Linked DNA regions of Homo sapiens: regions 1 and 3 are each linked to region 2. Evidence: chromatin loops called from intact Hi-C (ENCODE). Cell type or tissue: PC-9. All regions are shown on one strand.

Region 1 (8,000 bases), 170 kb after region 2:
ATTATATGTGTGAGTTGGTGTGTGCATTCTTCAATATTACATATGTGCAGATTTGGTGGCATGCTTTTTTCACTTTATAAATTCATCAGGAACATTAATTACTCCTCCTCAATGTAATTTTTTAGTTACTACTTAAGGTAATTCTAAGCCTTTTGCTTCATCTGGGCTGAAAGGTCTGGACAGCAACCTCATCATCATCTCCTCATATTTTTTTTTAAAGTATCAACTTTTATTTAGATTCAGAGGATACACGTGCAGGTTTGTTACACGGGTTTATTGCATGATGCTGAGTTTGGGGTATGACTGATCCCATCACCCAGGTATTGAGCATAGTGCCCAATAGGTAGTTTTTCAGTCCTTGCCCCCCTCCCTCCCTTCCCCCTCTAGTAATTCCCAGTGTCTGTTTTTCCCAGCTTTATGTCCATGTGTACTCAATGCTTAGCTCCCACTTGTGAGAACATGCAAAACCCCACCATGTTTGGTTTTCTGTTCCTGCATTAATTTGTTTAGGATAAATTAATTTGTTTAGTAATCTCCAGCTGCATCTGTGTTAACTGTAAAGGATATGATTTTGTTCCTTTTTATGGCTGCATAGTATTCCATTGCATATATGTACCACCTTTTCTTTATCCGATCCACTGTTGATGGGCACCTAGGTTGATTCCATGTCTTTGCTATCATGAATATTGCTGTGATGAACATACGAGTGGAGGTGTCTTTTTGGTAGAATGATGTATTTTCCTTTGGGTATATACCCAGTAATGGGATTGCTGAGTTGAGTGGCAGTTCTGTTTGCAGTTCTTTGAGAAATCTCCAAACTGCTTTTCACAGTGGCTTAACTACCTCAGTTTCTAATACTAGACACACATTAACTTTCTTCCAAAAGGACGAGCAAAAGATAAAAACTCAACAGAAATCTGAAAGACTCTGCAGCCCAAAGGAGGGGGGTATCCTGAGGAGGAGGCCTACATAAGACTCATAGAAGAGAGTCTTACATCATAGAAGACAGTGTTACATCATAAAAGACAGTCTTACATCAGAGAAGAGAGTCTTACATCATAGAAGATAGTCTTACATCATAGAAGAAAGTTCCACATCGTGGAAGATAGTTTGACATCATGGAAGACAGTTTGACATCATAGAAGACAGCCTGACATCACAGAAGATAGCCTTACATCACAGAAGACGGTCTGACATCACAGAAGACAGCCTTACATCACAGAAGACAGCCTTACATCACAGAAGACAGTCTTACATCATAGAAGACAGCCTTACATCATAGAAGACAGTCTGATGTCATAGAAGACAGCCTTACATCATATAAGACATCCTTACATCATAGAAGACAGTTTCACATCATAGAAGACAGTTTGGCATCATAATAGAGGATAGTCTTACTTCATAGAAGACAGTTTTTTTTTTTCTCCTGCCTCAGCCTCCTTAGTAGCTGGGATTACAGGAGCATGCCACCATGCCCAGCTAATTTATGTATTTTTAGTAGAGAAAGGGTTGCACCATGTTGGCCAGGCTGGTCTGGAGCTCCTGACCTTAAGCAATTCTCTCGCCTCAGCCTCCTAAGTAGCTGGGAGTATAGACACAAGCCACCACGCCCAGCTAATTTTTGTATTTTTGGTAGAGATGGGGTTTCGCCATGTTGGCCAGCCTGGTCTCGAACTACTGGCCTCAAGTGATCTGCCCACCTCGGCCTCCTGGAGGGCTGGGATTACAGGCATAACCCATCAAACCTGGCCAGAAGACAGCCTTATATCACAGAAGACAGCCGGACTTCATAGAAGATAGTCTAACATCATAGACGATAGTCTTAAGTCAGAAGATAGTCTTACATCATAGAAGACAGTCTTACTTCAAGATATTTAGAAAATTTCCAGTAACTTCCAACACACTTCAAGAAGACTTGGCCAGGCGCAGTGGCTCACGCCTGTAATCCCAGCACTTTGGGAGGCCAAGGCAGGTGGGTCACCTGAGGTCAGGAGGTTGAGACCAGCCTGGCCAACATGGTGAAACCCCGTCTGTACTAAAAATACAAAAATTAGCTGGGCGTGGTGGCAGGCACCTGTAATCCCAGCTACTTAGGAGGCTGAGGCAGGACAATCACTTCAACCCGGGAGGCGGAGGTTGCAGTGAGCCGAGATTGCACCATCACACTCCAGCCTGGGGGACAAGAGCAAGACTTCGTCTCAAAAAAAATGAAGAAGACTTGGCATCTATAAAATAAGACCCACTTATGCAGAGGGGAAGAAACTGACATCTGAAAAGATTCCGTGGGATCTAGAGCTTCTCTAATTATGGGGAAGGAGATTGTGAATAGAGAGCCCTTAGCCCGGTGCCTGGCCCATAGGCTCTCAAAATATGTTACTGTTATCATTCTTAAAATAAGTTATATTCACACACAACCTATTTTTCTAATGTTTTCCCTTATTAGGATTTATGCCAATTGGGGATTTTTAACCTGCAGTTTTAGCAATTCTGCCAAGCCAGGCCCTTCCCTGCCTCTCCCTAGACTCATGCAAGTTACAGAGTGAGACCCGAATGTGGCCTGGGAGCTGCTGAGCCAGCCAAGGGCCAGGGCGGCTGCCATTCTGCCACGTGCCTGGTCGACTCCGATTGCTTTATTTCTCTGGTGGAGCCACTGTGGTTCGCATGTTGGAGCTGGGAAGGGTTCCATCTGGCTCACAGCCAAGGAGGAATGGAGAATTCCTTCAGACTTAGGTAGGCTGACAATCAACATCATTGCTCCCAAGAAAAAATATTTTGAGTCATGACCCCTGGGTGGGATTGGAACCCTTCAGTTTCTGCCCAGATGTGCCTGCTTCATGGGAACCAGATGTGTTAAAAAGCAAAACACGGGCCAGAAAACCTGCCATGTGTGTAAAGAGGCTGTCTGGAGCAGTCTTCCCAAGGGCCCGCATAGCTTTGCATGTTCTCCAGTGGCTTGACTGAGGAAACCCTAACATGCACACGCAGGAGAGGCAGCCTAGAGAAGTGAACTGGTACCTACCGGCAGCTTTTCATCTTCAAAGCACTTCTGCAAGGCAGGGATTTTTTTTTTTTCTTTTGAGACAGAGTCTCGCTCTGTCACTAGGCTGGAGTGCAATGGCGCGATCTCGTCTCATCGCAACCTCCGCCTCCCGGGTTCAAGTGATTCTCCTGCCTCAGCCTCCTGAGCAGCTGGGACTACAGGCGTGTGCCACAACACCCAGCTAATTTTTGTATTTTTAGTAGAGAACGGGGTTTCACCATGTTAGCCAGGATGGTCTCGATTTCTTGACCTCATGATCTGACCTCCTTGGCCTCCCAAAGTGCTAGAATTACAAGCGGGAGCCACTGCGACCTGCCAAGGCAGGGATTATTATTCCTGTTTTCCAACTGAGGCACTTGAGGCTGTGAGTGACTTTCTCAAATAACAAGGCAGGGTTCATCACACAGCAATCCCTTTGCCATTACTCCAGCCTTTCTCGAACCCCTGTCCCTCAGATCTTAGAGATGCATGTGTGGACCACAGCAATGGACTTTTGGCTGTAGTCTTGGTCTGGGCAAGAAAAAAACGTGGATGGGTTGATATAACACAAGTATCTGAAAGCCAGATTGATAGATGTAAATTTCTAGAGAGAAGGACCTAGACATATAGATTTGAACTTAGTGAGTGGCCTCTGGGGGCCGGGATGCTGCATGTTTGTTCGTTTGTTTTTTGAGACAGAGTCTCGCTCTGTCGCCCAGGCTGGAGTGCAGTGGTGCCATCTTGGTTCACTGCAACCTCTGCCTACTGGGTTCAAGCAATTCTCCTTTCTCAGCCTCCCGAATAGCTGAGACTACAAGCACTCATCACCATGCCCGGCTGTTTTGTATTTTAGTAGAGACGGGGTTTCACCATGTTGGTCAGGTTGGTCTCGAACTCCTGACCTCAGGTGATCCCCCTACCTCGGCCTCCCAAAGTGCTGGGATTACAGGTTTAAGTCACTACTCCCAACAGATGCTGCATGTTAAAGGACTCATGCTCCTCTTGCCTTGAGGGCAGAACAAACACAAATGGAGCCGATGCAGTTCAAGGAATTTCCATAAAAGGCAAGGAAGGAACTCCGGGCCTCAAGAGTTTAAAACTGAGATAAACAGCCCATGTTAATATTTGAGTGTCCTGTTTCACAGTTTTGGGAGGAGGCTGGAGATGATATAATTATGGAGTTCAGTCCACAGCATGACATATGTAAAGCACTTAGCTCAATAAGCATTCCTTCCCTTTCGGGGTAGGGGTCGGGGTAGGGGGATCTTAGAGATGCACAGATACTCCCAATATAAACAAAACATAATCAACTGCAACCATGTAGAATCATCAGGACATGAAATGTGAGCTGAACTGTGGTTAGCCTGGAGGCTGCAGATGCTTCTCAGAGAGCTTTGAAGCAGGATGGCTCAAAGACAAACAAGAAGTGAGAAAGAAAGGAGGGAGAGAGGAGGCGGGGTGGCCCTCTAGTGCCTGGGACAGAGAGGTGTGCGGGAGGAGCTTTCAGGCTCCTTTAGGACTCTGATCTTTCAATGATCTGAAGAAAGCTCATACTGAAAGGTAAAGCTCCTCACACAGGGAATTTGGGAGTCAGGCTCTGCAGTTTTCTTCTATTTCTGGGAGCACTTATTTCAGCAGGGCATTTGCACCAAAGGAAGAGGAAGCCTCCTCAGACGCTGGGCCGGCCATACCCTAACTAAGCATGCACTTTGGGCAGGCACAGCACAACCTCAGCTGCAGTCTCAGTGGTACGGGTGGCATGGAAGACTGGGTGACATGGAGGACTGGGCCTCACCGCACTGGGGCCGGCTACCCCCTGGGGTTGCCATCAGAGCAAGTTCACACACCAGCCCACGGGGGAACTCGTGGGATCTGTCAGTGTGAGCGGAAGAAGGATCAGGCTCCTAGACTAGGGTCCCCCAGGAAGTGGGCAGGCTGGCTGGACTTCAGTAGGAGAACTGAGCTAGAAATCCAGGCATTCTGGTGTGGGGGAGGCAAGAGGCTGCGGGGCAGGCTGGAGTCAGGCTGTGCTAACGGGAAAATAGGGAGTCAGGGAAATTGTTTCCCATGCGACTTCCGTAAGGGCAGTGGACCGGGTCTCATTCAACTCAGGATTCTGAAGTGGCTTCACAAAATACGCTTAGTGTTCCTTACGGACGAAGGAAGGAAGAAAGGAAGGACTAACAGTGCCTTTATTTCAGGATTGTCCAATCTATCCCCCTCCCTCCATCTCATCTCCTGCTGCCATGAGGTCACAGTGGGAGTAAATCGTCCACGACAGGCAATGTAGTGTACTGGTTAAGAAAGGTCTTCAAATCAGATCTCTCTCCCTCCAAGCTTGGCATGTGTGCATTTTTAGCTAAATTCTTAACAGCTCCATGCCCAATTCCTAATCTGTCAAATGGCTTAGAATGTTACGTAATGCTGAGATCACACCTGGGGAGACGACAATGTTAGCTCATGTGGGTTGAGTGCTCCGATGCACGCTGGGCTCGTGTTTCACTCATTACCAATGTAATCATCACGGAGCCTCTGGGAGGTGTGTGCTACCATTAGTACCCACTTCACAGATGAGGAAACTGAGACATAGAGTGATTGAGTCACTTGTCACCTAGGCCTGCAGCCAGTCAGGGGCAGATCCAGGATTCAAGTCCAAAGAATCAGATTCCAGGGCCCCAGCCCACAGGATACTGCTTTTTAATCAGCGAGCACACTTACTACTAATCAGGGTGATTGTCACTTTACCCACCTTGGCGTAACCAAGGGCTTCTGATTTGTAGTGTTTTATGATAATAAAAAAATACATAGCTTGGAGGTGGGTGGCAGCATTTGTGCTAAAATATGCTGGATGCAAAGTTGTTCTGGGTCTGAGTTGTGCCCATTCTGAAAGGAGTATTAGATCAAAGAATGCTTACCTGTGCTGTGACTTTGTTTTATTATGGTTATAATTTTGTTTTCTTCTTGGAAAATGCCTCTATTAAAGGTCTGCCTCTTTCTTTCTTTTCTTTCTTTCTTTCCTTCTTTCCTTTCCTTTCTTTCCTTTCTTTCTTTCTTTTTGAGACAGGGTCTTGCTCTGCCACCCAGAGTGGAGTGGAGTGCAGTGGCGTGATCATGACTCACTGTAGCCTCCACCTCCCGGGCTCAAGTGATCCTCCCACCTCAGCCTTCCAAGTAGCTGCACCACCACACCCTGCTAATTTTTAAAATGTTTTTGTAGAGATGGGGTCTCACCATGTTGCCCAGGCTGGTCTCAAACTCCTGGCCTCAAGCAGTCTTCCCCTACTTTGGCCTCCCAAAATGCTGGGATTATAGGCGTGAGCCATCTCACCCGCCCCAAAATATGCCTTTTAAAAATAAGCTAAGATTGGGTTGGGTGTCAGGGATGATGAGTCTAATTCCCATTGTGTTCCCAAATCTCAAATTTTCCTTCCAGCCGTAGATGGGTCCCGGGCCTTTTCACATCCTAGCCCAGGGCTCCTGAAGCTGAGCCCACAGGGGATGATCCACAGCAGCTCCTCCCACCATGGCTGGGCTTTGCTCACACTCATACCCAGCTCCTCCTGGCCACCACATGCCTCAGGGCCTTGTGTCCCTTGGCATTCCACCCCCTCCTGCCCCACCTTTAATGCCCTTTGCACATCCCCCCACCCCTTTTGAGCCCAAGAGAGTTCCCACCTCTCCAGTGGAGCGTTTGGATAACCAGGTTCAGCTGCAAGCACAAGAAGCCTCTCTAGCCAGGCAAAGCAAAGGGATTTAACCTGGGGCATTGAGTGCTTTCAAAACTACTGGGCACTGCGGGAGTGGTCTGTAGGCCTCCGGGAATGCTTCATGACTGTTCCAGCCCACAGTTGTCTCTCCTATCTCTGATGCATTTCATTCATTCATTCATTCAGTGTTCATGGAGCAGAGGCAGTGCCGGCTGCTAGGGACAGGACACCAGGATGAATGAATAAAACATGATCTCTTCTCAAAGAACACAGGGCCTACACGCCCTGATGATGAACTCTGGATAAGAGCCATGAACAGAGTAATGCAGGGCCCCAGGAGGGTGCGCCTACCTCAGTGTTGGGGAAGCGTGGAAGGACTGCGGAGTGCGCAGAGGGCAAGAGCAGGCCTCTGCCCAATCATGGGGTCATAGACAGAGGGGGTGTGGAGGAACCACACGTCTTTCCCTGTGGTTGCAGTACAGGGTAGGGTAGGGGTGCCGGGACAGGTGACCAGAGAGAGGATAAGCTGGTCAGGGTGAGGGGCTTTTGGGGCATGACCTGACCATTACGTGGTGTTGTCTTATTATTTAATTACAGTGGTCAAGAAGGCAGACTTACCAGCCAGCCTGGCTGAGTTAAAATTCTGCTGGGCTCAAAACCTACTAGTTGTGTGACCTCAGGCAAGCTATCCAACCTGCGGACCTCACTTTTCTCATCAGTAAAATGGGGTAATAACAGTACCCACATCATGGGGGTGCTGTGAGGGTTAAATGAGTTGATATGTAATAACACACTTAGACCTGTATCTGGCCAAGGTGTCAGCTGTCAGCCCTGGATGTTATTTAATGCCTAACTCTGTACCAGGCAGCATGCTGGTGATTTTCCATAAATTCTCTCAATCAGTCCTCTCAAAGGCCCTCCCTGGGAGGCAGGCGTTATTGATCTGTTTTATTATACAAAGGAGAAGTCTATTTCTAGTTTCCTCTGAGATTTTAGCTCCTTCACTGGCTCTGTTCTATTTCTGTCTCCCGTGCACTGTCGCTGCAGGAGCCCTGCCAGAGACAGAGAGGAACCAAAGCCCCCTGGAACTCCAAGAGGAAGGACAAGTTAGATCTGGGCTTCCACAGAGCCATCATGCTCTCCTGCCTTAGTTACTGGAAAGGGATCCAACGCACTCTCACAAGCCCACACGCAGCCCGGACGGCAGACGTGCCGGTCAAATTTGTTAAAGTCATAAAATTTGGCAGGACGGAGTTTGGTAGAAGTGGAGGATG
Region 2 (8,000 bases):
ACTGGACCCATACCTGCTCCATGGAATCCCCCGCAGACATAGAGTTTCCCATCCACTGCCCCTGCATTGGTGGAATTGGTGCGGAGTGAGAGGAGGGGACTTGGCATGGGAGGGCCCTCTCGCCAAAAGTCCCCATCTGGGTTGTAGATCTCCACCACGTCAAGGCATTTTCGAACCTGGCCCTTGTCTTGACCTACACAGCCAATGCCACCTGCAGAGAATTATGTGGAGAAATGAGAGGATCAGGAACTGAAACTCAATTGTGGACAGCACTGCCCCCTGCATGGTTTGTATCAAAGGTTTATGGGACTGTAACTTTTCTCTTTCTTGCCAGGTGCTACCTTGAAGACAAGTTCTAAGCAATAGTGATGTCTACTGTGTACTCCATAGCGACATTCAATGTCATTTTTATTCATAGTGTTCTCCTTGTTTGTGATCATGCATGAGACTGAGTCTACCACTGGCTTATATTCTATAATATCCAATGCTGGTTCACATCATGAGCATCCCCTTTATAATAAGAATTTCAGGGTTGACTGTAAAGGTAACCTGACTTTGACATCTGCCTTGCTGTTGATGGTTAGCAATGCTTTTGCTGATGTGGCTAGCTAGGAATGTGTTCTTCCCATCCCTTATCATTGCAAGCTGGTTTCTCCCTCTCTTCCTAAGTTGCATGATCTTTCCCAACTAGGGAAGGACTATTCTTTGGTAAATTTCAGGAAAGGCCCTAAACCCAAATGCCCAGTGCATCTTCCAGTTTTGGATGATATAGTTCATTCATCAGATAATTATTAAGTGCCTATTATATGTAAGGCAATGTGCTAAGTTATAATAAGGAGTTCTGAAAGATGCATAAAACATGTTTCCTGCTGTTAAGAAATTAATAGGATGGAAAGGGCCGTGTTTGCAAATAAATAAAGTAGAGGACATCAAGACAGGTGTCTTAAAGAGATAAAAGTGAGATTTAGAAGTCCAGGGACTGTAACAAGGAATATAAATAACACTTAGAGAATCATGACTTTAAGTACAACTCTCCATTGGAAAAATAATTGTATACAAATTTCCTATCCACTGTTACAAGAAACACATTTCTATGCACTGCTTTTATTTTCCCCTCCCAAGTCCACACTGGAAGGTCATCAAGGTCAGGGCCATATTTCCTGATCTGAAGGATGGCTCCTGAGACTGAGGTAAACCCCCCGGAAGGAGGGACATGCCTGTATTTGCAGACACGCCTCTCATCGATGACCTCATTCTATCCAGACTCACAGCCTGGTCTGTGTGACTAATCAAAAAGCCTGTAAAGCACTGGCCTCAGGTAAACCAGCTCTCCTTCACATAGAGAGGTCCTGGAAGAGTCACTGTGCAAACTGCATATGTTGGGTGGTGACTGATACTGGAGTATGTTGTTGACAGCGATCTCAAAACCAAAATTAAGAACTCTGCTTTGATCTCATGGCTTTTACTATATGTATCACATACTGAGAAATTAATCTCATGTGTTTCCTGGCCTGTCTTCTTTCAGTGTCATTTTATACCCTTTGCCTATCACTGCATCAGTCAGGTGGTATTTTCACCATCACCTGCTTTCCTATCTTGCTCACTGGCCTGTCGTTTTCCATATTGCATCCCTAGTACCTAGCCCAGTGCCTGACACGTTGTGTGTTGGAATGAAGAATGAGAAGTTTAATTTTGCATGTGCTTTCCCTGCCTGTCCAAGTGAGTGTGCTACTGGGGCCAAAGGCCACTATTCTGCATCTTTTATATCACAGGGCCTGCCACACAGTACTCAATGAATCCAAGAAGATTGATGGGAACAGCTTATTTTCACCATGGTTGGGGCTTATGCCAGGCATAAAAGCTGATGGAAGGGCACTTTGAAGGAAAAGTCTTTTTTTCTCTTTGCTGATATAAACTGACCTGTTTCCTGTCTCAGTTTGAATCCAGGGACTGAGGCTATAAACTAACTCAGGAGGCTTTTAGCTGCCTTCTCTCTTATCCGACTGGATAAATAATTTAGCCCATTACAGTGCCAAGTTTGAGCTGCAGCGTTTCCAAGGAGGGGACACACTGGCCTCGGTTAACGGCACAGCTCTGCTGTTCCTGGGCCCTCTTTCAATGTGGCACTGTGGTAGCGAGAGCTTTCTCAGCCTAACAAAAAGTGGAGTTTCCTATTTGTAGGGCAAGAAGGACTTAAAGAGGAGGATTTAACCATAGGAGTTGAAACAAGCAATCACCCATAAGGTAAGAGTAAGATGATCTAGTTGTCTGTTTTTGTGAGATCCAGGAGAAATGTTACTAGGCTGGTTTGTATTACAGCTCCTCCAGAAGACCAGCAAGTGGAAGCAAAGAGGTCAAATGCGAGTCACTGGAGTTGGGTTAGGGCACACGGAGCAACCAGCATCCTGAATCCAGCTCACAAATTTCACATAAAAGCCCATTAGAAGACTTCCCCAACATGACGCATATACAGAATGGGTATTATTCTCTTGATTTTTGCAATAATTAGTGTTGTCACTTTTGATGCTCTGTTACCAAGTGTATTTAATTATAATGTTCAGCCCTAACTCTACAAAACTAGCCCTTTCTATTTGGTTGGCAGGCAGTTCACACGCTCCACTCAAGGAGTGACATGAGCTTACAGCGTGCTCTGTCTTTGTTTCTGACCATTAATGCCTGAACACATTCTCTGTCTCACTTGGATGTAATTCCACCATCAAGTACACTCTATTAGCAGCAGACTTAATGAGCTTAAACTGAAGGTGAATCCTGATTAGGTAAATAATCAAATGAAAGCATGATCTTCATTAATAAGTCAGCACCAGCACTACAAGAGAAATCTTTTGATGAGAGGTGTCTTGGGGTAGGATCAGTACATCTGTAGAATTTCAATGAGATACCTCCATATCTTTAATTTATACGAACCTCTGAGCATGACTTTTCTTTATTCAAAAACAGACAAATGAATAGAAATTATATTTGCAGGTCATATCCAAATGGACCTCAAATGCAAAATATATACCCTGGTTTTTATTTATTTATATTTTTTGGTGTGTGCGTAGTGGAAAGGGGGAAATTATAGAAGAGGACAATGCCTGCCTCTCTTCTTTATCATTTCTATAAAGACTCCCTCCTTCTTGTGTGTGTGGCTATTTTAGATTCTCTCCTCTCTGTGGGGTGCAGGAGTGAACCTCTCCTCCCACACAAAGCCTGGCAGGGAGCTGGCTGAAGCAGAGGGGAGTGGTACTCGCTGCCCAAGTTGCCCTTGAATGCAGTGGTGCTTGCTCCCAATGTCCTCTGCCTGCAGGGTCACCTCAAGGTGGCAGGCTTATTCTATTTTCCCCTGGGTTTGATCCAGAACAGGAGGTGGGGGTTTGTAATCCTTCAGATAAGCTTCCAAAGTTGCCTGTCGTGCTAAACCAGTCTTAGGGGAAAAATGTACATATATTTACTATTGTCGGCACCCACGTGCCTTGGAAAAAGCATGTGGACTTTGGAAACACTCAGACCCTGGTCCCTACCCTGTGTCACCATTTACTAGCTAGACAAAGTTGGTCAATTTAATTTATCTCAGCCTTTTCTCATCAGTAAATTAAGGATAATGACAGCAATTCCATAACCTGTTGCAAAGATTCACTTATTAGGCAACCATGTAAGGGTGGAGAAGGGTAAGGAGGAACTCCCATTTGTTGTATACCTATTCACAAGTATTGCCACAGGAATTTTTCTTTAATACCTATTCTCATGCACGGTGTGTAAACAAAATGGCTAGCATGCAGGAGGCACCCAAATGTTAACTCTCATTCTCTTTCATGTTCTAGGATGTTTCATGAGTAACCGGTGTTTATTAAAGTTGCTGAAATCCTACCTTTGATTACTCTCAATTTAATTATTTGCTATGTCTATAATTGATGGTTTACTAACTGTATGGTCAAATTGTCCTTAATAGTTTCTTCCGGGGTTGGATAGAGAGATTCAGAAGGCCAAAGGGCTGAGGAATGGGCAGAGCCTTCCTCTCAGGCTTCAGGCAGAGGGAAAAGCTCCCTGACATGACTTAGAGTAACTCATTTGGTCATAAATGTTTGAGAGAGGTAGGAGCTGTTGGTGGACCTAACAATAGAAAAGGATTTTGCAATGCATAGGCTTCTAGGAGTTAAACTGGCCCATATATCTGAGTGGATGGGCTACTTTCTGACTCACATGTCAGACATGATCTATTCACTGCTAATATAATGCTTGTGATGATTTGTTTCATTCTCACACAAGTTGTCAGCTCTCTGATTTTTTTCCAACCTCGTATCAGAATTCTAGCTTTGGTGCCTAAAACCCTAGAAAACATGAACCTAGCTTCTTGCCACTTTCTAAAGTCTAACACAGGAGGCTCTTGGGTATTTTCAGAATGAAGCCCTTCAGTACAAGGCTGACAGCTGCTTACCTGCCTTCTACCGGATTCTGGTTGATACTGTGCAGTGCTCATCAATAGGGTGCCTGGGCTCACAGAACAGGGCTGCTGGGCCCCCATGTACTGTGGCCATTCTCCATTCTCTCTATCTGCTGGCCTTCATAGCCCTTGACCAGCTTTTTCTTGCCAGGCCAGGAAAACACAATCATCTGTCTGCTTTTTGTTTGCTACCCCACACAGATGACTATGAAAATCAAATAAAAGAGCTTCAAGGGGAAGACCAAGTTCCATTTGTTACAGCTTGATTTTGCTTCATTTTGGAGGGAAAAATCAAGTGTTGGAATTATCTGATAACTTCCGAGTGGACATATAGCTGGTTTAATAGAACGTTCTGGAGCTGGGCCCTGAGTGCCAAATAAGCTGCAATTACACAATGCTGTCCCATCTGATCCTGAGTGATACCCGGGCTTTTGTGTCAACCCAGCACTGGGTCTTAGTGGATTTTCAGTCGAGTCTGGGCCTTTCAAACCCTGGGCCCATCTTTTCCTTGTCTCTTCTCCATCTTACCACCAGTCTGTCCTGCAGGGGTCCCAGCAGGTCTAAAGCCTGGGCCAGTAAGGGGAGAGCACAGAGTGGAGAGCCTGGACGTGGTGGGTGGGAGTGAGCTTAGGGGATGGCCCATAGATGCCACAGCAGGCTAGAGGTGCCAGCTGCAGATGAATGTCACCACAGCCCTCCTCTCAGCAGTCACCGACTCTGCTGACTGTACCTCCTCAGTGCCTCCCATACCCATCCCCTCCCCTACAGACACCAAGTCTTGGTGACCCAGCTGCTCCTAACTCCTCACATGCCTGGTCTGCCCTTCTCCCTCCTGCACCGCCCCTGCCCCTGAGGCACCAGAACACTCAACCATTCTCCAAATAAGGGAGGCTGTTTGTCTCTAGGCCTAGGCTTGGGCTGATCTCTCCGCCTAGAATGGCCTCTTCTCCTCCTCAACTTGGCAAACCCCTACTCCTCTTTCAAGGCTCAGCTCCACCTTCAACCTCTCACAAAGCCTTTCATGTCTCTACACAGAATTGGCCATTCCCTCTTTTTAGGCTTCCACTGTCCTGAACAGAAATCAAGGTTCCTATGAAAATACATTGCTCTAATTTATCTCCCTATATGTTGCCTTGTTAGATGAGACTGTAAGTCCCTTGAGGGCAGATGTCTAATCACATCTGTATCCCCAACACTTTCTACACTGGGTACGGACAGTGAAGACACAAACACTGAACAGAATGCATGGGTGGGTCAGCTCCTTACTCATGTCCTAGGTATCTTTTTTTCTTATACTTTTTTTTTTGGTGGCGGTTGGGGGAGCGGTCAAAACAGAAAGTGATAACTGGCTTTTCAGAATATGGCAAGTCCTAAATCCAAAGAGCTAAAAGTTGGCTGATTATAAAAGTCATCTTCTTAAGAATATAGGAATCTAATCTCAGATCCTGAGAAAAATGACTGCTGTCTGTTGTTGGGCTCATCTTTTCCCCCAGATTGGCCTGCCTAATACTAGTACTTCTATGAAGTGGTCCTGCAAAGAGCTATTAGTCAAACCTATTCCACAGCTTAGAAATGAAAGAGACACAAAATTTTATAAGTCCTTGAAGGCAAGGTCTACATCTTTATCTTCCCTGAGGTGCTAAGCACAATATCTTCTAAAGGATGCTTGACAGTATTTGTGAAATAAATATTAAAGAAAAAATATTATAATAAGTCTTTGGCATATTTATCTTGTGTCTAAGTGAAATGATTTACAGAAAATGATAGTTTGTGCTCATTTCCATATTTACCCAAGAAATGGCAGAGGAAGGGAGTGATAAAAATATTGATCACATGTATGAGTTAGGATAAAGGAAGAAAGATAGTACATATTACTCCAAATGACAGTTTTTTGGTAATCGATATTTTCCTCTTTAAAGCACAAAAATTTTCCATTTCAACTCTTTATACTGTTTTAAAATATGTATTACGTTCTTCTCTGCCTTAGTGAACTGAAGATACCAAATATAGTGGAACATTTTCTTAAGGATTCAGGAGTAACAAAATGATCTGCTGTTTATAATATGCCATGGATATAGACAGTTCTACACATTAAGCTGCACAAAGACATGCCTAAGATTTGCTTTCTTAAATCCTTGTTATTGGCATGTTTTCTTTTTCTTTAACAATTTACCTCTTTTTCATAAAAGCAAAGCACAGATTGTATAGTTGTACAACTCTTTGCCTCTGTAACATTAAGCTTTCCTGCAGACACACACTAGTAGATCAGAGCCTGAGACAGCATTCTCCTAGGATATTTCTCATCCACGCGCAGTAACATGAGTACTGTCCTGTGGGGCTTTCACACTGTAGAAGCTTCTAAACATTCTAATTTCAGAATCAAACACATTTTAAACTTGTAGTTAATTTAAGCAATCTAAAAGTATATTTTGGATACCCACTCATGTTTGTACTGGGTGTCATAGAATAACAAGTTTGAGGATTTTTTTTTTTTTTTGTCCATAAGACACTCAGAGTCTGCTGGGAAATAAAGGACAAATATGAAAACATATATAATACAGGATTATAATTACACACTGATGGAATAAAGTGTAATTTTTAACTCACTGTCACAATAATATATAGAATGCTAACTCCCTGTGAACTTGTGGGATATCAATGATAAAAATTACTATAGCTAAGTTGCAATTTGGGAGCCACAGGTAAACTTTGGTCTTTTAGAGTACTTATTTCTGAGTTATTTGTTGAGGGTGCCAGATAATAAAGGTTTAAAACCCCTCATATGATTAACTGGAAATATATTTTATAGATACTTATAGCAAAAACATAATGAGCCATTCACTCCAGCTCAGAGCTACTGAATCTCTAAATCCAAGTCTTTTTTCAGAACAAGGAGGCATGAGGAATATCTTGTCTGACTTCTTTGGCCATGGTAAAGCATTTCTTTCCTTGTTCATCATGAATGTATGAAATGTATATCTAAGCCCAGAACACTCTTGCAATTAGAGCAGAACATAACTGACAGCCTATTCTGGCTTATCAGTGCCAGGACACTTTGAGCAAGTAACTTTATCCAACTTCCTAGAATATTCAAGTACACAATGATGCTGTTTAGAGGAAGAGATATTGCCTTATTCATCTGTATCTCTTCTAAAAGCCAGCCCAGGGCCTGGCTTATGTAACATATGCTTAGCAAATATTTTGAGCATATAATATGTCCATTAATATGATATTACCTTTCCACTTTCCTCAGAACATCTGTGTTTTTCGAAGTGCAATCCTGTGATTTTTTTCACGCCAGAATTGCCTCTATATTTCCTACAATTCAGATTCCTAGGTTTCATTTTAGACTCACTGACTCTGAATCTGCCAATAGTGAGGGCCAGGAATCTGCCGTTTTAGTAGGCAACCTAGGTAATTTGAGACTTACACTTTTCAAAAATTGCTTAGAATTTTATCAAAAGAAAAGGGTAAAATCTTACCACAATAAAGCTTGGTCTTCTCATTTCACAAACTAACTCACCATTAAAATTATCTTTGAAATGCAGTTACTGTAATA
Region 3 (8,000 bases), 210 kb after region 2:
CTCTCTCCCTCGTTTTTGCACTACCCTCTGTTTTTTGATAAGCTGCTTCTGAAGTTAGAGAATGAGAGTGCAGCCTTTGAAGCGTGACGGGAGATGTGGAGACCGTCTCCTTGGCTGCGCAGATGAAGAGGCACGTGGCCTGCCCGAGGCCCCCAGTGAGCCGGGAGCAAAACTGGATCTCAGTTCCTAGCCCAGTGTCCCAGACCACCTTTTATGCCCTCCTTGTCACTCAGATGCCTTCTCCACAGCAAACCCAGAAGAAACGGTGCCCTGATTACACCAGGAGACGAACGGGACACAGAAGTAGCTTTCTCAGCAGGGAGCCTCTACCCTCACCCCCGCAGTCTAGTCCCCACACACGGGCAGAGGGATCCCTTCAGCCCAGATGAGACCATGGCCCTCCTCAGCTCCCACCACCTGTGTCTCCCACCTCCCTCGGGGTAAAAGTCAAAGTCCCCAAGAAGCCTACAAGGCCCCCGTGACCTGGCCCCATCTCTCCCTGTCCCTGGCTCCAACTCACTGGCCTCCCCTCTGTTCCCACCTACTGGGCCCATTGGAATCTTCAAACTTGCTGTCCCCTTTGCTAGGAACATGTGTCCCCAGATGTCTGAATGGCTTGCTCTGTCACCTCCTTCTGGTCATTACTAAAATATCACCTTCTCAGCTAGGCCTCCTCTAAAACAGTAAACCCCCTCGCATAACACACATACACACGCACCACATACCCGCTCCCTCCAGACTGCCAGTGGTCAGACTCGCTTTAGATTTTCTGTGTTTATTGTCTGACCCCCACCATGACAAAGATCTGTACTGATCTTGTCATGAGGGGTGTGTATAAGGCCCTCTTTCTAGAATCTGCTCTGGGCCACAGGATGAGAGGCACTGGCGAGGGGTGCAATGTCCACTGCTGAATGCCAAACCATCCCCCCAGCACACAGCAAGTGCTCAGTGAGTAAGGATGAATAAAGGATGGAATGTGGAATGCGGGAGAGCTAGAAGTAAAGGAATAGAAGAGGGCACTGTGCACTTTTCCTTTTATAATGAATGGTATCTGAATTTGTAAATTCTAATTCCTTACAGCAGAAAGCTCTGGGAAGCATTTGCTTTATTTCTTTCAATCAGAAAATGGTGTTTGTTTGGAGATCTTGGCTAGATGCTGCACTTCCCAAGTTCTGATGAAAATGTTCTTTATTTCAGAGTAATGGGGAGGTTCCAGGATGAAGTTTTCTGATCCAAAAGTCAAGACAGTCACTAATAAATAAATAGAAGAGTTGAGAATTTGAATGAATACATGGAGAGTCTGCGGCACGCCAGGCCCTGTGCCAGCCCTAGAGAGGAGTCCTCATTCCAGTGTCGAGAGGCTCCGACTTTGCCCAGATCACAGGCATCTCGACACATTGCCAAACCCAGGCTTCAGCATGCTTAGTAAGAGAGTGATCAGGGTTGTAGACACAGAGAAGAGGGAGCACTCCCTGGGGAAGGGGGCAGAGGGCAAGGTGAGGCTGCACAGAGGAGGTGCTATCTACAAGGGTTTTGAAGGTTGAATAGAAGTTTGTGAGGTGGGCAGAGGTGGGCATCATTCCAAGCAAAGAGAATTACATTTGCAAAAGAACAGAGTCACGTGGCAGTGAGAGTTGTGGAGGGAGCTGCACACCACTCGGGGCTGTTGGAGCGTAAATGAAAAGATGCTATGTGTATGAGTCCGCTAGGGCCAGCATAACAAAATTCTACAGACTGGGGAGCTTCAACAGCAGGGATTTATTTTCTCACAGTTCTGGAGGCTGAAAATGCAAGATCAATGTGTTGCTAGGGCTGGTTCCTTCTGAGGCCTCTCTCCTTGGCTTGTAAGTGGCCGTCTTCTCCCTGTGTCCTCACATGGTCCTCCCCATCTAGTGTGTACATTTGGGTTATAGTGGATTAGGGCCCACCCATATTAACTTCATTACCTTGGCAAAGACCTTGTATCCATTCGGAGGTACTAGAGGTTAGGGCTTCAGCCTGTGAATCTGGGGAAACAGCTCAGCCCATAACACCAAGATAGGAATATCTCTCTCTCTCTCTCTCTCCCTCTCTCTCTCTCTCTCTCTTTCTCTCTCTCTCTCCCTCCCTCCCTCCTCCCTCTCCCACCTCTGTTGTGTGGTCTCTCTCTCTCTGGGGAATGATCAAGGATGGAACAATGTCAACAGACTGCGATGCGTAACCCTCAGTTGAGAATGACTCGGATTTAATTCGAATGGTCCTCTGAGTGTCAGGCGCCTCTTTGTGGTGTGGAGAGGAGGCCACCCTAGTCTGGGTAGGCATGCTTTTATGGAAAAATATTAAACCAGCCCTGCCCGTGTTAGTCAGATCCAGTGAGGGGCGTTGCAAGTTGTTTTATATTTGTTTTGGATTACTTTCAACACTTGTCCTAGAATGCTCCGAGTCTCTTGCTAATGAGTTTTCCTTTACTTAATACCAGACGCTGTGGCTCCTCCCCGCGTGAAATCTCACGTGGACTTGGGAAGAGAGAGCATCTGTCCCCATTTGACTCATTTTCAACACCAGGTCCCCGAGTGCCAGGTTGTGGCCAAATCCTGTTCCAGTGGGAGGACCCCCCTTCCCTAGGATGTGGCTGAGTCACTTGTTTGTGCAGGCTCAGGAGTCTGGGAGCCACCCCAGGGACCACAGGTGTGGAAGGAGAAGCCCGCTCCAATCACGGTTTCTGGGCGTCACCTTGGAGACAGCAGCTGAGGAGCTCAAATAGGTGTTACCGTGGAAGCTCCTGTCTCAAGGGAGCCTGAGGTTTTCTTTCCCAAGTCTGTAGACAGCCACTTGATGGAAATGATCATACCTGTGCCCATTTGCGTTGGGCTGGACCAGAGACCCTGTGCTTACAAGTCTCCGTGGCCTCTTAGCTGCCCTGGAGGGAACCTCTTGTTCTGTGACTTAAGAAACCACAAGCTCTTGTCCTGATGAGTTCTCTTATTCTTGAGAATCTGTGGTGGGCCTGGTACTTTCTAGGTGCTGGAGATACAAAGACACCACAAGGCACCCTGCCCCTAAGGAGCACACAGTCCAGCAGGGGTCTGTAGTAGACCCTGATTATGCCATCCTGTGATAACACTGGAGTTGGACCTCTAGACACACAGGAGAAGGCTGGGGGTTTTTCTAGGGGAGAGACAAGACACGCAGATGTTCCACAGGGTGGAGGGGTGTTTCAGATGGAGCAGGTGTGTGTGCAAGGCCCAGGATGTGCAGGAGTGCAAGGATGGGTGAGTGGTTGCTGCCTGGAGGCCTGGGATGGTGGCCTTGGGTCACTTCCCCTGAGTCCCAGACCAAATCTCCAGATGTTCCCAACAGCCCATCAAAGAGCAGGTACTGAAGAGGGGGCTGAGGAGCTCCTTATGTCCACTTAAGTGGAGGGACAGAGACACAGTACAAGAGAAGGGAACAGAGACAGGGACACACAAAGGCAGACACAGAATGACCCACTTGTGACCTCAGGTGGCTCCATCAGCAATCGAGAACAGGGCTGAGTCACTTGTTTGCGCAGGTTCAGGAGTCTGGGAGCCACCCCAGGGACCAGCTTCCTAGACCCCGTCCCCTGAGGAAAATTCAGGAAGGAGGAGGGAGGGGCAGGGTTATCTCCTCCCCAGGCCCATGGACTGGGTGGATCTTGTGGAATGCACTGGGCTGGAGGGAGATTGGGGGCTGGGGGTGGGGAGAAGGGCTGGAAGGCCAGGGAACCAGCCCCAGTAGACGAGAGGGAGGCTCCCTACGGGAGTGGCAGAGGACAAGAAGGATGGCGTGCATGCCTCTGGAGGGAGTGGACGCAGAGGGAGACGGAAGAGTGGAATGTGAACCTGCAGTTCTACCCCCACAAAGACAGGGGGTGCAGCTAGAGGTCCAGGTTGGGAGGGGAACATAACTGGTTCCAGACAGGTGGGAAACATAGGGGTGGGACCTGGAGCCAAATGAAACAGAAACCAGCCCAGGGATCACACCAGGGTGTCTTAAGTGTTCTGTGTGGATGAGGCCCCCAGAACCAGAGAGAAAAGGGAGGGCAGGGTGGAGAAGGGAAGATCGTGGCAGGGTGAATGGGGACCGCCTGGGGGCAGTTGAGGCAGGGTGGATCTGTGAGCCCAGGACAAGAGAGTGCTGTGAGCAGTGCAGGGGGGACTGCCACCTGCCCAGGAGCCACGAACAGCTTGAAGGCAGCCAGAAATGTAGGAAGGACGCTGTGCAGAGCTGCCATGTTAGAAAACTCAGGAGCCATGGCCGCATGTTTGGGGCTTGTTTTCTCCCTGAAGGAGAGTCAGGAGGACGTGCTCATTCCCGCTGGCCTCAGCTCCATCCTCACCATCCCAGGCGTTCTCACAGGCTCCTCTTCCCCAGTCTCCCTGGCCGGTGCTGTTGGCTTCTCAATCTTCCATCTCTTCCATCTCCACCTTCCTTGTTTCTGTCTGGGCCCCCATCTCCCAAGCTGCTGTCACTCATTCTATTCAAACTCTGTTCTTTGCCTTTACTTCAGTAAAGTCAAAATAACTTTTGTTAACATGGTGCACAAAAATGTAAAGTTCCAGCGCCAGTCTTGTGAAGGGTCAGTCCGTTGTGCAGCCTTCCCCTTCCATGCCCCGCCCCTGTGCCTTCTGTCCCCACTTGCAGGGATGGCAGCTGTGACACCAGTATGGGGGCTGGGACTCTTTCAGGGCACAGCTTTGGGAAAGCCTGTGTGGCCTGAGCAAGGCAGCTGCATCCCAGAGGATGGATGGACACTGCACCAGGAACCCCGGCATCCTGAAGCAGGCTTTCTTTTTTATTATTATTATTCATATAAATGTATGGGTACAAGTGCAGCTTTGTTACATGGATATATTGCGTGGTGGTGAAGTCTGGGATTTTAGTGTACCATCCCCCAAGCAATGTACATTGTACCCATAAGTCATCTCTCAATCCCCCATCCCCCATCCTTCCACGCCTCCAGTGTCTGTCATTCCACCTTCTATGTCCATGTGTGCACATTATTTCACTCCCACCTACAGGTGAGGACATTCGGCGTTTGACTTTCTGTGCCTAAGTCATTTCACTTAAGATAATGGCCTCCAGGTCCATCCATGTTGTTGCAAATGACAGGATTTCATTCGTTTTGAGGACCTAGCAGCATTCCGTGTATAAATGCACCACATTTTCTTTATCCAGCCATCTGTTTATGGACACTCAAGTCGATCCCTGCAAGAACTAAGCATGAAAGGTGGAGAAAGGAAGACTAGCATTTTTTGGATGCCTACTGTGTGACAGGTGCTTTCACTTGCCTCCTCATTTAACCCTTTCAGCAATCCACTCAGTAAATACCCTGGCCCCGATGGCGGCTTTCACTGATGAGGAAACCAAGGATCATAGCGGTGGAGACGTTTGCAAGGTCACACAGCTAAGACGTAGCAGCTGTGGTCTGTACCCGGATCTGATGCCATTGCCTGCCTGCTTTCTGCTGCCTTCCAGGGACTCTGCCGGTCAGCAGGTGTATGACAGAAGCATATATATTAGCCAAAACATGGTCTCTGTCATCTGTTTTCTAACTCAGATAAAGGTGATCTTAAGGACGTGGACAGCACAGTTTAGGATCAAATGTTCTGCAAAATCTGGGTCAGGTCAGGAATTTACCTAATTTGACATATTGTTTCCGACTCCTTTGACATTTCTCTTCATTTGGTTCTGAATATACAGTATAGGAGATTTTTTTCCTATTAAACCGTGTCCGGCGGTGTAAAAGCTCTTGGGGTTGCTGATCTCATGGAGCTCTGCAGTTTGCCTCAAGCAATTCTTTGGACTTCACAGAGCATCCTGTTATTTTGTTACAGACTTAATTCCTTGATCTCATGCATCCTGGAAGTTTCTAGTGGCAAAAGCCTCTCCCCACTCTGCAGCTGTCACTTATTTATAAGCCAGAGGCACTTTCTGTATATGCAACTTTCATCATAGAGCTCTGAGAGAAAGGTCTGGCATTTCTGGATGATTCTGGCCAACCCAGAGCTGCACAGAGCCCTAACATTTCATGAGAGAGAAAATCAACAGGAGAATGGCCACTGTGGGCATGACACGTGGCAATGTGATCGCTAACCCCACGGAACCAGCCACTTACCGCTTTCTGAAACCCAGATCGTCATCCCGCAGCGTGATACAAAAGGAAGATCATCTTGCTAGATGCCAAGAACCGTAGTTATGACACTTTTTGTCATTCTGTTTCCTCTTATTTATACAGTGGAGAGTAGGATGTTTTCAAATAAACCTTCTAAATATGAAATCCTGAGAATGCATTACTTCAAAAATGCTGCACCGTTAGCAGCCTTTTAGTTGGTTACATTATAAAGCATGTAGTAACAGCTTAAAAAAAAATTCTGAGTCGAAATGTGTTTCCAGAGCCCATATGCTGAATTCTGGCATCTTTATACCTTTTTCAAGCTGTTGTCAATTAGTAAAGAAATTAATTTCTGCCTTTATCTCTCTTGTAAAGCCGAGCTTGTGCTTGGATGATGCAGAGAGCCACAAAGGGAGACATCCTTCCTCGCTCTAAGGTAACTCAGTGCAGTGGTAGTCGGGGGGACGAAAACATGTTGTGCTGAGTGGCCGTGGATTGAAACTGGGACCATCAGCAAACAGAAGAGAAGGAAATGGCTTTTGTTGAGGGAAACAAACTGTTTTCCAGGCCAACAAGCTGTGATCTTGGACTTTTTGCCATCTGTACATTTTTTAGAAAGCGAGAAAAGCAGAGCCCCTGTGGTCATACGCTCTTCCTTGCCCTGGAGAGGGAAGGGCAGCGTGTAGGGGTGGCACGCAGTTCTTGTCTAACACATTGCCTCTCCGGCCCCTTCTACCTGTGACTTTGAGCCTCCCTTTGTTCCAGTACTCTCTGCTTGGACTTTTTTTTTTTTTTTTTTTTTTTTTTTAGCATTAGTGGAATGTGTCGGCTGATGGCCAAACATAGTTTTGTAGTGGCAGCAAAAAGGGACAGACCTATGGCATTTCATCTAAGGAAGCGGTTCCTTTGCTTTTAATTTGTCATTGGTCTTATTTCCTTATACTTTGGTATATAATGCCCTGCTATTGGATGTCGCAGGAGCATAGAAAACAAACCAGGCTTTCATTAGGAAAGTGTGTTTTTGAAACAATGATAGCTAAATTTTTTAAAAGCATATTCAAGTTGCAGCCTGAAGTAGGAAGGAAATATGGAGATGCTGGCATCCTCTCTCCAATAAAGCATTGAGGTTAAAGACTGGAATCTGAAAATACACAGCAATTTCAGGGGAATCTGCTGAAACTGGAAGATTGTTTCTTGGCATGTAGGTGGCCACTGAGCTGGCTTTCTGTCAAATCACTTTTGGGTGCATTTGAAATGGCTCAAACAGGCTGGGTGCGGTGGCTCACGCCTGTAACCCCAGCACTTTGGGAGGCCAAGGCTGGTGGATCACCTGAGGTCAGGAGTTCAAGACCAGCTCGGCCAACATGGCAAAACCCCATCTCTACTAAAAATACAAAAATTACACGGGCATGGTGGTGGGCACCTGTAATCCCAGCTACTCGAGAGGCTGAGGCAGGAGAATCACTTGAACTCAGGAGGTGGAGGTTGCAGTGAGCCGAGATCCCGCCACTGCACACCAGCCTGGTGACATAGCAAGAAATGGCTCAAGCGGCCACATGGTCTCTTCCTGCAATCAGGGCTTCCAAATCAGTGGGCTGACAGCCCAGATTATGTTCTGATCCACTGTTTGGGTCACGTGTAGTAGTGATACGGCTCTCTCTCTCCCCACCAAAGGTAGAGAAAACAGGTTGCCTTAAGAAAAGAAGCGAGGAGAAACACATAACTTGAGCTGCATGTTCTTCAGACCAAAACAATGCCTTCTGTAGCTTTTTTTTTTTTTTTTTTTTTTTTGGGACGGAGTCTCGCTCTGTCTCCCAGGCTGGAGTGCAGTGAGGCCATCCCAGCTCACTGCAATCTCTGCCTCTTGGGCTCAAGCGAGTCTCCT

The links. Peaks named below come from ENCODE experiments on the same cell type or tissue, not always from the same donor. Only the 100,000 strongest peaks of a DNase experiment are listed, where the experiment ranks them.
Region 1: it touches region 2 in a loop (12-fold over the local background); 6 of 110 quality-filtered maps call a loop at or near these places.
Region 3: it touches region 2 in a loop (6-fold over the local background); 5 of 110 quality-filtered maps call a loop at or near these places.

Annotation. Positions count from the first base shown.
Region 1 is chr3:127,787,779-127,795,778 of GRCh38, reverse strand. The region is part of intron 2 of MGLL (monoglyceride lipase); the gene reads left to right. Among named protein-coding and RNA genes, the nearest start is that of MGLL, 31 kb to the left of the region's middle. RefSeq lists enhancers at 4,176-4,275, 4,201-4,803, 4,804-5,407. In PC-9, a CTCF peak has its summit at 4,483; DNase peaks (open chromatin) are centred at 4,058 and 4,448; H3K27ac peaks cover 1,792 bases.
Region 2 is chr3:127,955,400-127,963,399 of GRCh38, reverse strand. It overlaps KBTBD12 (kelch repeat and BTB domain containing 12), which reads right to left. Exons shown (of 6, transcript NM_207335.4): 5 at 14-211. Among named protein-coding and RNA genes, the nearest start is that of KBTBD12, 44 kb to the right of the region's middle. In PC-9, CTCF peaks have their summits at 3,073 and 3,284 (motif pointing right); DNase peaks (open chromatin) are centred at 1,299 and 3,399; H3K27ac peaks cover 1,175 bases.
Region 3 is chr3:127,742,496-127,750,495 of GRCh38, reverse strand. All of the region lies in intron 3 of MGLL (monoglyceride lipase), which reads left to right. LOC107986127 (a long non-coding RNA gene) reads left to right here. Exons shown (of 2, transcript XR_001740893.2): 1 at 1-3,836; 2 at 5,179-6,280. Among named protein-coding and RNA genes, the nearest start is that of ABTB1, 74 kb to the right of the region's middle. RefSeq lists enhancers at 3,365-3,474, 3,332-3,843. In PC-9, CTCF peaks have their summits at 2,062, 3,713 and 3,927; DNase peaks (open chromatin) are centred at 2,555 and 3,545; H3K4me3 peaks cover 1,239 bases; H3K27ac peaks cover 4,747 bases.